2 separate regions of the Homo sapiens genome follow, and region 1 is linked to region 2. Evidence: chromatin loops called from intact Hi-C (ENCODE). Cell type or tissue: heart right ventricle. All regions are shown on one strand. Each heading gives the region's core, and the rest is flanking DNA. Links, peaks and the distances in the headings are about the cores only.

Evidence for each region. Hi-C counts contacts between places; a loop is a spot of excess contacts. Peaks named below come from ENCODE experiments on the same cell type or tissue, not always from the same donor. Only the 100,000 strongest peaks of a DNase experiment are listed, where the experiment ranks them.
Region 1: a loop joins it to region 2, with 3 times the contacts of the local background. A loop is called at or near these places in 2 of 110 quality-filtered maps.

What each region holds. Positions count from the first base shown.
Region 1 is chr15:29,868,610-29,873,831 of GRCh38, forward strand. It overlaps a transcript of TJP1 not described here. Among named protein-coding and RNA genes, the nearest start is that of TJP1, 49 kb to the left of the region's middle. RefSeq lists enhancers at 3,797-4,298, 4,299-4,798. In heart right ventricle, for the core only: a CTCF peak has its summit at 2,893; DNase peaks (open chromatin) are centred at 2,372 and 3,011; H3K4me3 peaks cover 1,407 bases; H3K27ac peaks cover 2,500 bases.
Region 2 is chr15:29,747,024-29,749,523 of GRCh38, forward strand. The region is part of intron 8 of TJP1 (tight junction protein 1); the gene reads right to left. Among named protein-coding and RNA genes, the nearest start is that of LCIIAR, 73 kb to the left of the region's middle. In heart right ventricle, for the core only: a CTCF peak has its summit at 1,011 (motif pointing right); no DNase peak of the experiment used is centred there; H3K27ac peaks cover 412 bases.

The DNA of each region.
Region 1 (5,222 bases), core at 1,601-4,100, 120 kb after region 2:
AACCAAGAGAATGAAACAGTTAGATCATGAATGGCGCTGGTATCCACTGGGTTCCCGTATTTCTTAAGAAAATGAACCCTCTAAACAAAATAGCCCAAGTTTTAAGTTTGTTGAAACTTCCCTTAAAGATCAGTTCTGGGGACATAAGAGAAAGATTTTGCTACTGCTAACAAAGTTTGCAAAACTTTGAAAAGAAAGGTTTTGGCACAGGCAAAATCTGAAAAGAGTAATAATGAGCAGAAACTGGCCCTAGCAGACAGATAATAAATCTTCACATTCTGAAGCTTCCATATTAAAAGTGTGGAACTGGAGAAGAAATAATCGACACAGCTCAATGGATCACAACAACAAATTAAAAATATATAAGGGAATTTCATTTTCTATAAAGGTATACAATAAAGGTATATTATATTATTATAAAGGCAGCATTTCAAGAAAAGAGATTGCTTAATAAATGTGTTTCATGCAACTAGGTAACCATCTGAGAAAAATAAAGCCAGATTCCGATCTCACTCCTTATACCAAAATTAATTTCAGATGAATCAAGTTTTCCAAATGTAAAAATGAAGCCATAAGAGAAAGCGAGGGTGAACAGCGAATGTGTGAGTAATCTCAAAGGGGCATGGTCTCTTTCTATGCAGGACACAACAGTCAAACAAACAACAAACAGGAAAAATATTTCAACACAGCTACAAAGGGCTGGCTTCCTTAATTTAGAGAGATACTGTTTATTTCATCCATCACACTGGCAAAACTCTAGGGAGGGCCTGGGAAAACATTTACTGAGATACTATTGAAGGGAGTGTGTGTTAGACGTGACATCTCTGGGAGATTTGGCAGTGTTTATCAAAATTTAGAAAACATGTATCTCAGCAATCCCTGAGCCACAAATAATTTATCCTAAACTCCCACTACCCAAGGTTCTGCACTAAGGTCCAGATTCCAGAAGAAGTAATGCAATCCCAAGTTCATCCTTCCTACTGTGGTCAAGGTTAAACCCCACACCCCACGATGTGACTGCTGAGGCGACTTATCAGTCCCTTGAAGCCAAATCAGACAGGCACCTTACAGACACCGCATCACCCGCTGCCCTGTTCCACCTGCCAAGGGTCTGTGCCTCCTCACTAGACTCCAGCATCTTGAAGGCAGAACGATATCCTTTCCCCTGTCTTTCTTTCTTTCTTTCTTTTTTTTTTTTTTTTTTTTTTTTTTTTTGAGACAGAGTCTCACTCTGTTGCCCAGGCTGGAGTGCAGTGGCGCGATCTCGGCTCACTGCAACCTCCACCTCCCTGGTTCAAGTGATTCTCCTGCCTCAGCCTCCCGAGTAGGTGGGATTATAAGTGCCCACCACCACGTCTGGCTAATTTTTTTGTATTTTTAGTACAGATGGGGTTTCACCATGTTGGCCAGACTCACCATGTTGGCCAGACTGGTCTCGAACTCCTGACCTCAGGCAATCCACCACCCCGCCCCCCACCGCCCAGCCTCCCAAAGTGCTGGGATTACAGGCGTGAGCCACTGTGCCTGTCCCTTTCCTCTTTCTAATATCACATTTATATAGCCCAGAGCAGAGGCTCAAAATAACATTAGATGGATGAACAAATAAATTACTGAATGTGTAAATCAGATAAACTAGCTAGCTAGAAGTACTAGTGGGCAGGTTAAAGACAGGATGGAATCATAGGTAAATGGTTAAGAAAAAAAAGAGAAAGGGATCCAAGAGTTTAGAATAGTTTTCTAATAAATTTAAGGTTAGTCCTGTGTGTAAAAACTATCTTTATATTAAGTATGCAAAATTATCTTATAATACACAGAGGAACCGGAGCAGACAATAATGAATGTCAGGCATTTAGCAAGCTGGGTTAGATTTGATGAAACCGAAAACTCTTAAGCTTGGAAACTAGCTTGTTAAATAACAATGTTCCTGTAAACAGGCAGGCTAGATTTATTGTGCCCCTGGGAAATTCTCTGGAATGAACACAGAAAATGCTTCTGTTGATTAGCCTTTTTAGCTTGCGGGTGAGTGTTGACCTAAAAGGGAAAGGCTTGCCCTCCAGATTTTACATAATGTGCCCTTATCAATTCCTGTCAGGAGAACTGTCCCTGCAGGGATGTTAGGAAGACTAACGATTCTGCCTCAGTAACACAACCTGTGCTCCCAGGAGCCTGCTGCGAAACAGCAGCTTATCTCTTACACCTGCTTATGGACTAGAAAGACCAATTTTAAACAGAGGGCCAATGCAAAGAGAAGAGAAGATAAAGGACATTAATAAAGCTAACAAGTTGATTGATATATTCAAAGAGAGGAAACCGAGGCCGAGCATGTGTGATCACTGGCCCAAGGTCACGAGGGAACTGGCGGCCAGCCCCAGGACACAGAGGGCTTCCCTCCTCCAGCCACCTCCTCAACGCTAGCTGGAGAGCAGGGAGGAGGCATTTCCCAGAGGCAAGCTCTGAATACTCCGCTGTGTTCTCACTGGACAAAGGAAAGGAAAGATACTCCTCTAAAGACGGCACTGAACACTCACTTAGAGACGGTAACAGAAGCCTCTGTCAGCAACTCAAGGCTCATTTAACCAACTTTTGGGATATTACCCACACAGTCCTAAAAACGTATGCAAAGCAGGAAGTGAGATAAAAGAGACCTCAAAAATTCTGAGAGTAACTATAAAATTAGACATATTAATAAACGTGCAAACGTTATAAAATGGGAAAATATATACAGTTGGTTTTTCCGGCTGTGGTAGCTAATCAAAAATGACATCTCCTTCCAGCTCCCCTCACTCCCACCATGCCCTCGTGGGCAAAACCTGCTATGATTTGCCCGTGTAGCCCCCTCTCTGTGAACGTAGGAGAAGCGAAGCCATTGGCTTTCTGAGACTTGCTCATCAGAAGCCTTGCTGCTGCCACCTGCGCCTCTGGGAAAGCTTGCCGTGGGAGAGGCGCAACCGCCTGGAGAGGCCTTCCTATGAGGAAGTGCGTTAGTCACGTAGGAGACGGCCCCAGCTGGCCCGGCCACCCAGCTGAGGCGCCAAGCTGCACGTGAAAAAGCCGTCTTGGGCATACAGCCCCACTGGGCATTCCCGTGAGTCCAGCCCTAACGTCATCGGACTGCAGCCCCAAGAGAGACCCGAGGGAGAACTGCCCACTCACAGAACCAAGAGGGAGAATGATCAACAATCCACAAAGTTTCTTGCAAAGCAACAGATAACTGAACCATTGGCTAGCCAAGCTGTACAAAAGCATTAAAATAGATTTATTGCCATAAGACATGAGAAGTATAAACAAAAAAAAGTTACTAAACAATTACAGAGCGCCTATGCCTCTTCTTTGAATGGAAGGCCTTAGAAATACTTCCATATTTTCTGAGGTATTTTGAAGGAGTACAGGTCTGAACACACAGCACACAGCTGTCAGAAGGAAGGCCAGGCATTTACACAGGGTGGGCTGTGGAAGAAGAAACCTCGTAGGCAGCGGGGGACACAATGGTGACTGCAGGAAGGCCTATGAGGCTGTCAGCTGGAAGACTCCTTGATACCATTTCATTACCAGTCCAAAACACAGTCAGCTCTGCTTGTTTTTTCTCTTACAAACTCTAGTATGCTGTAGGGTTAGAGAGGTACTTATATTGTAAGCATACATGTGCAAATAACTGTGCTAGATTATGTGGCAACCTGATTTTCCCTAGATTTGTCATCTTATATTTCAATCAGACATGATGATGAAGAGCCTTGAACTCAAATTCAAATTTAAAACAAAGATGAAAGCACAGACTAGAACAGAAAATCAAAAACACAATTCAAGGATAGTATAACAAAAACATATTTCAGATACTGAAGAAAGCTGGTCCTTTGCAATAGACCATGTTCCACGGAGGTCTGCCCTCTGACAAGCCGAGGGCCTTAAGGCACATAACCTCTTTGAGACTTGAGATCTTCAGAATTGTTTTGAAACTATTTCTTCATTGGGAAGAAAAAATGGTTCTGTGATCCTCAATGGTGGTGAAGTTCTAGGTAAGAGCTTTAAGCGAAACGATGGAAAAAAGCAAGAACTAGGAGCTGGTACGTTAGAAGCATCTACTGCATTCAAACCCTGCATTAGGCCCCTTCATACAAACCTCCTTTAGTCCTCGTCATGGCCCTGCACCAAGGGCTTGGTGTCCCCTCTTTGGAGAAGCCACCACACAGAAAGGTCCAGTCACCAGCAAGAGGTCGTGCGGCACGTCCACTCTGAGTGAGTCTCACAGGGGATCTCAAATGCCCTCTTTCACTCTGCAAGGTATTACCTGCACTGTGGGCTCAGCATTCCAGAGATACGCATGGGAATAGGGCCAGGTCCCTGCCTCCAAGAGCTGACAGAAGGCTGGAACAAACACACATGTGCACGCACCATTCATTTCCACAGAAAGTCATTTTTGGATTCAAAGCTGCGTTTGAAATGGGTCTTGCAGGATGAATGGGATTTCACAGATGAAAACTGGTAGAAGAAAACTGCATAGGCTCATGGATTCATTCAGCAAGCACACACACAAAGGCCTGCTGTGGGTGAAGGGCAAATTCTGTCCCTGAAGGGCAGAGTGAGTGCTGGGAGCTTCAAGCATTTCTTTTGAGGTCCGTTTAGCAAAAGAATTTCTTATTAAATAGACAACTCACTTTATATTTTGTCACATACACTAAACACTTGTGGGAAATTCTCTCTGCCATTCAGATTTTAAAAAATTGATTCTGGATATTAGCTGTTCCCAAATTCAAAGGCGACATCCCTCACAGCAAAAACCTAACACAGGTCCTGGAAACCGACAAGGCCCTGCTGCAGGAGCTCACACTCCTGCGGTCCCTACTCCCAGGGATCAAGCCTGGCTGCTACAACTCTGTGTGCAAGAGCAAACTGTTTCTTGTGATGAGTCAGTTTCTTTTTTGAATCAAAACAGAAATGTTAAGAAAATATGGAGAGCTATTCTTTTATGATCAAGACAATTTTTGCTATGCTTTATATTCTTTTACAGTTTCCTATTTTAATATTCTCATCTGGTAGATTTCAAGCACTGACCTCTCCCTTTCTTTCAACAAGGGTATAAGAAGACAGACTCCACTTGCTCAGACTAGGCATGGGGCTTTATGGCCTTTGGGATTTCTTAGGGGAGACTTGAGACTTGAGAGCTGGAGAACTGTCAAGCTAATGATGTACCCCTTTTCCTTGCCATTTCAACACGAACAGGTATT
Region 2 (2,500 bases), core at 1-2,500:
CCTGTAATCCCAGCACTTTGGGAGGCCGAGGTCGGTGGATCACCTGAGGTCAGGAGTTCGAGATCAGCCTGACCAACATGGTGAAAACCCCTCTCTACTAAAAAAACAAAAATTAGTTGGGTGTGGTGGCACGCACCTGTAATCCCAGATACTTCGGAGGTTGAGGCACAAGAATCGCTTAAACCTGGGAGGCAGAGGTTGCAGTGAGCCGATATTGCGCCACTGCACTCCAGCCTGGGCAAGACAGCGAGACTTTGTCTCAATAAATAAATAAATAAATACAATAAATTGTAAAAGATCAAAATTTTTAGCCATTACTTGTGTAATAAAATATCACAATTAGCTAAGTATAAATCAACAAAATTAAGCTCTATCCCCAAATTGTGCTGTGCTCCTCAGATTAAAAGGGAAGTGCAAAATAGTAAATTATCCCTGCATTGTTTGCATTAAAAAATATGATTAATATATTATAAATACAAAATTATTTTTAAAAAGAGAAAAGTGAAAAAATAAGTTAAAATGAGTATTTTTAAAGAGAATGAGTTACCCACAAAATTTTAATAGTTCTACAGATTTCTATTGCTCTGTACAAAGCAGAATTTGTTTAGAAAAGGTAAGAATTCCAATTAATTTTCTTCTTTCTTGTAACTGATCAAAACTTCTAAAAATTAAAATGTGATTAACAGACATTACCATCTTGGTATTTTAACTTACAATATTTTAACTCAAATGCTCTCCTCAATGATAAACGATAGGTCGTCATTGGCTATACATGTAGGGCTCTTGCTCCATATATCACACAAAACTTCTGGGAGTATTTTTATCTTTGGCCAATTTGCATACCCCATTGCTAATTACCTTTTTGTCCTGTGATACAATCATTATAACATTAAATGCAATTAGCCTTCCAAAACAACATTTCACATAAATGGGACTCACACCATTCTATTCAATTTTTCATACAATTAATATTTGAAATATTAGCTTTTGTTAGTGCATTTCCATTATCTACCAAAAGATGGAGGCATTTTTCAATAATACATAAAGATCTAGAACAGTACTGTTTAAGAGAATTATAAAATGAGCTGCTTACGTAATTAAAAATTTTCTAGAATCCATGTTAAATAAAATAAGGCGAAATCAATTTATAAATTTTATTACTCAATGTATCTAAAGTAGTATTTCATCATCTAAGTTATTAATGAGGTATTTTACATTTTTTGCATACTGTGTTTTCAAAATCCAATGTGCATTTCACACTAACAATACACCTCGATTTGGACTGGCCACATTTCAAATGTTGAACAGTGACATGTGGCTACTGGCTATGGTGTTGGACTATGCAGATCTAGAGTTACAGCACAAAATAAAATAATCAACTTTTCCAAACATTAAAATGTTCTTTCACAAGCAAATGTGACTATGAAGTCAAGATAAAATCTGAATTTACACATGAAATTAGTCAACAATCAGTGGCAATTATTGAAAGAAATTGTGAGGTTGTGATAATGAATCACATTTTTCCCAAACCTTCCTAATTCTTTTTTTTTTTTTTTTTTTTTTTTTTTTGAGTCAGGGTCTCAATGTTGCCCTGGCTGGAGTGCAGTGGCACAATCATACTTCACTGCAGCCTCAACCTCCCAGGCTCAAGCAATCCTCCCACCTCAGCCTGCAAGAGTAGCTGGACTACAGATGCGTGCCACCATACCCTGCTAACTTTTTCTACTTGTTGTAGAGATGGGGTTTCGCTATGTTGCCCAGGCGAGTCTCGAACTTCTGGGTTCAAGTTATCCTCCTACTTCGGCTTCCAAAAGTGCTGGATTACAGGTGCAAGCCACCATGCCCAGCCCTTCCTCACATAATTCTATCCTAATGGCTCTCCATATTTAAGCTTAAAAATGTGTGTGTGTGTGTGTGTGTGTGTGTGTGTGCGCGTGTGTGCGCGCGCGCGTTTGCTATTATGAGGAAAGCTTTCTATAAAAATTATGTGTTCGGAGTCAGGTTCATGTTTACGTATTCCAGCTCCTGGTAGCCTAGAAGGAAACTTTGGGCATTTTAAGGTACCTCAAGATCCTCTTATGGGCACTTTTGCTTTTCCCCAGAAGGGTAAGACGAGTTTCTGTTGTTTTTTTTTTTTTGTATTAACTTGCACGTATTAATCTAAAGGTAATGACCTTGTTATCTGGAGGCTATGAGCTAGTTGAAAGCTCTAGACAAGACAGCTGACAAAGATGGACTGGAAAGGAGTCTCTGAGAGAGATTTTATAGGTCACATGAACGGACTCACTGTTAAGCAGAGCCTACTTTAGGTCTTACCCAATCAAATGTGTGACCAGTGTAGCCGATTAATACACACTCAATTAGATTAGCAAGGAGTAACATGCTGTTTCAAGTAAAAAACTTTGGTTGTGAAATTGCAGCTGTTTGGAGCCATTTAGTAGAGGCAGAGGGCATGCAGCATGGTCAGTACAGGGTCCTGGGGAGACGCTGTAGGAGAGAA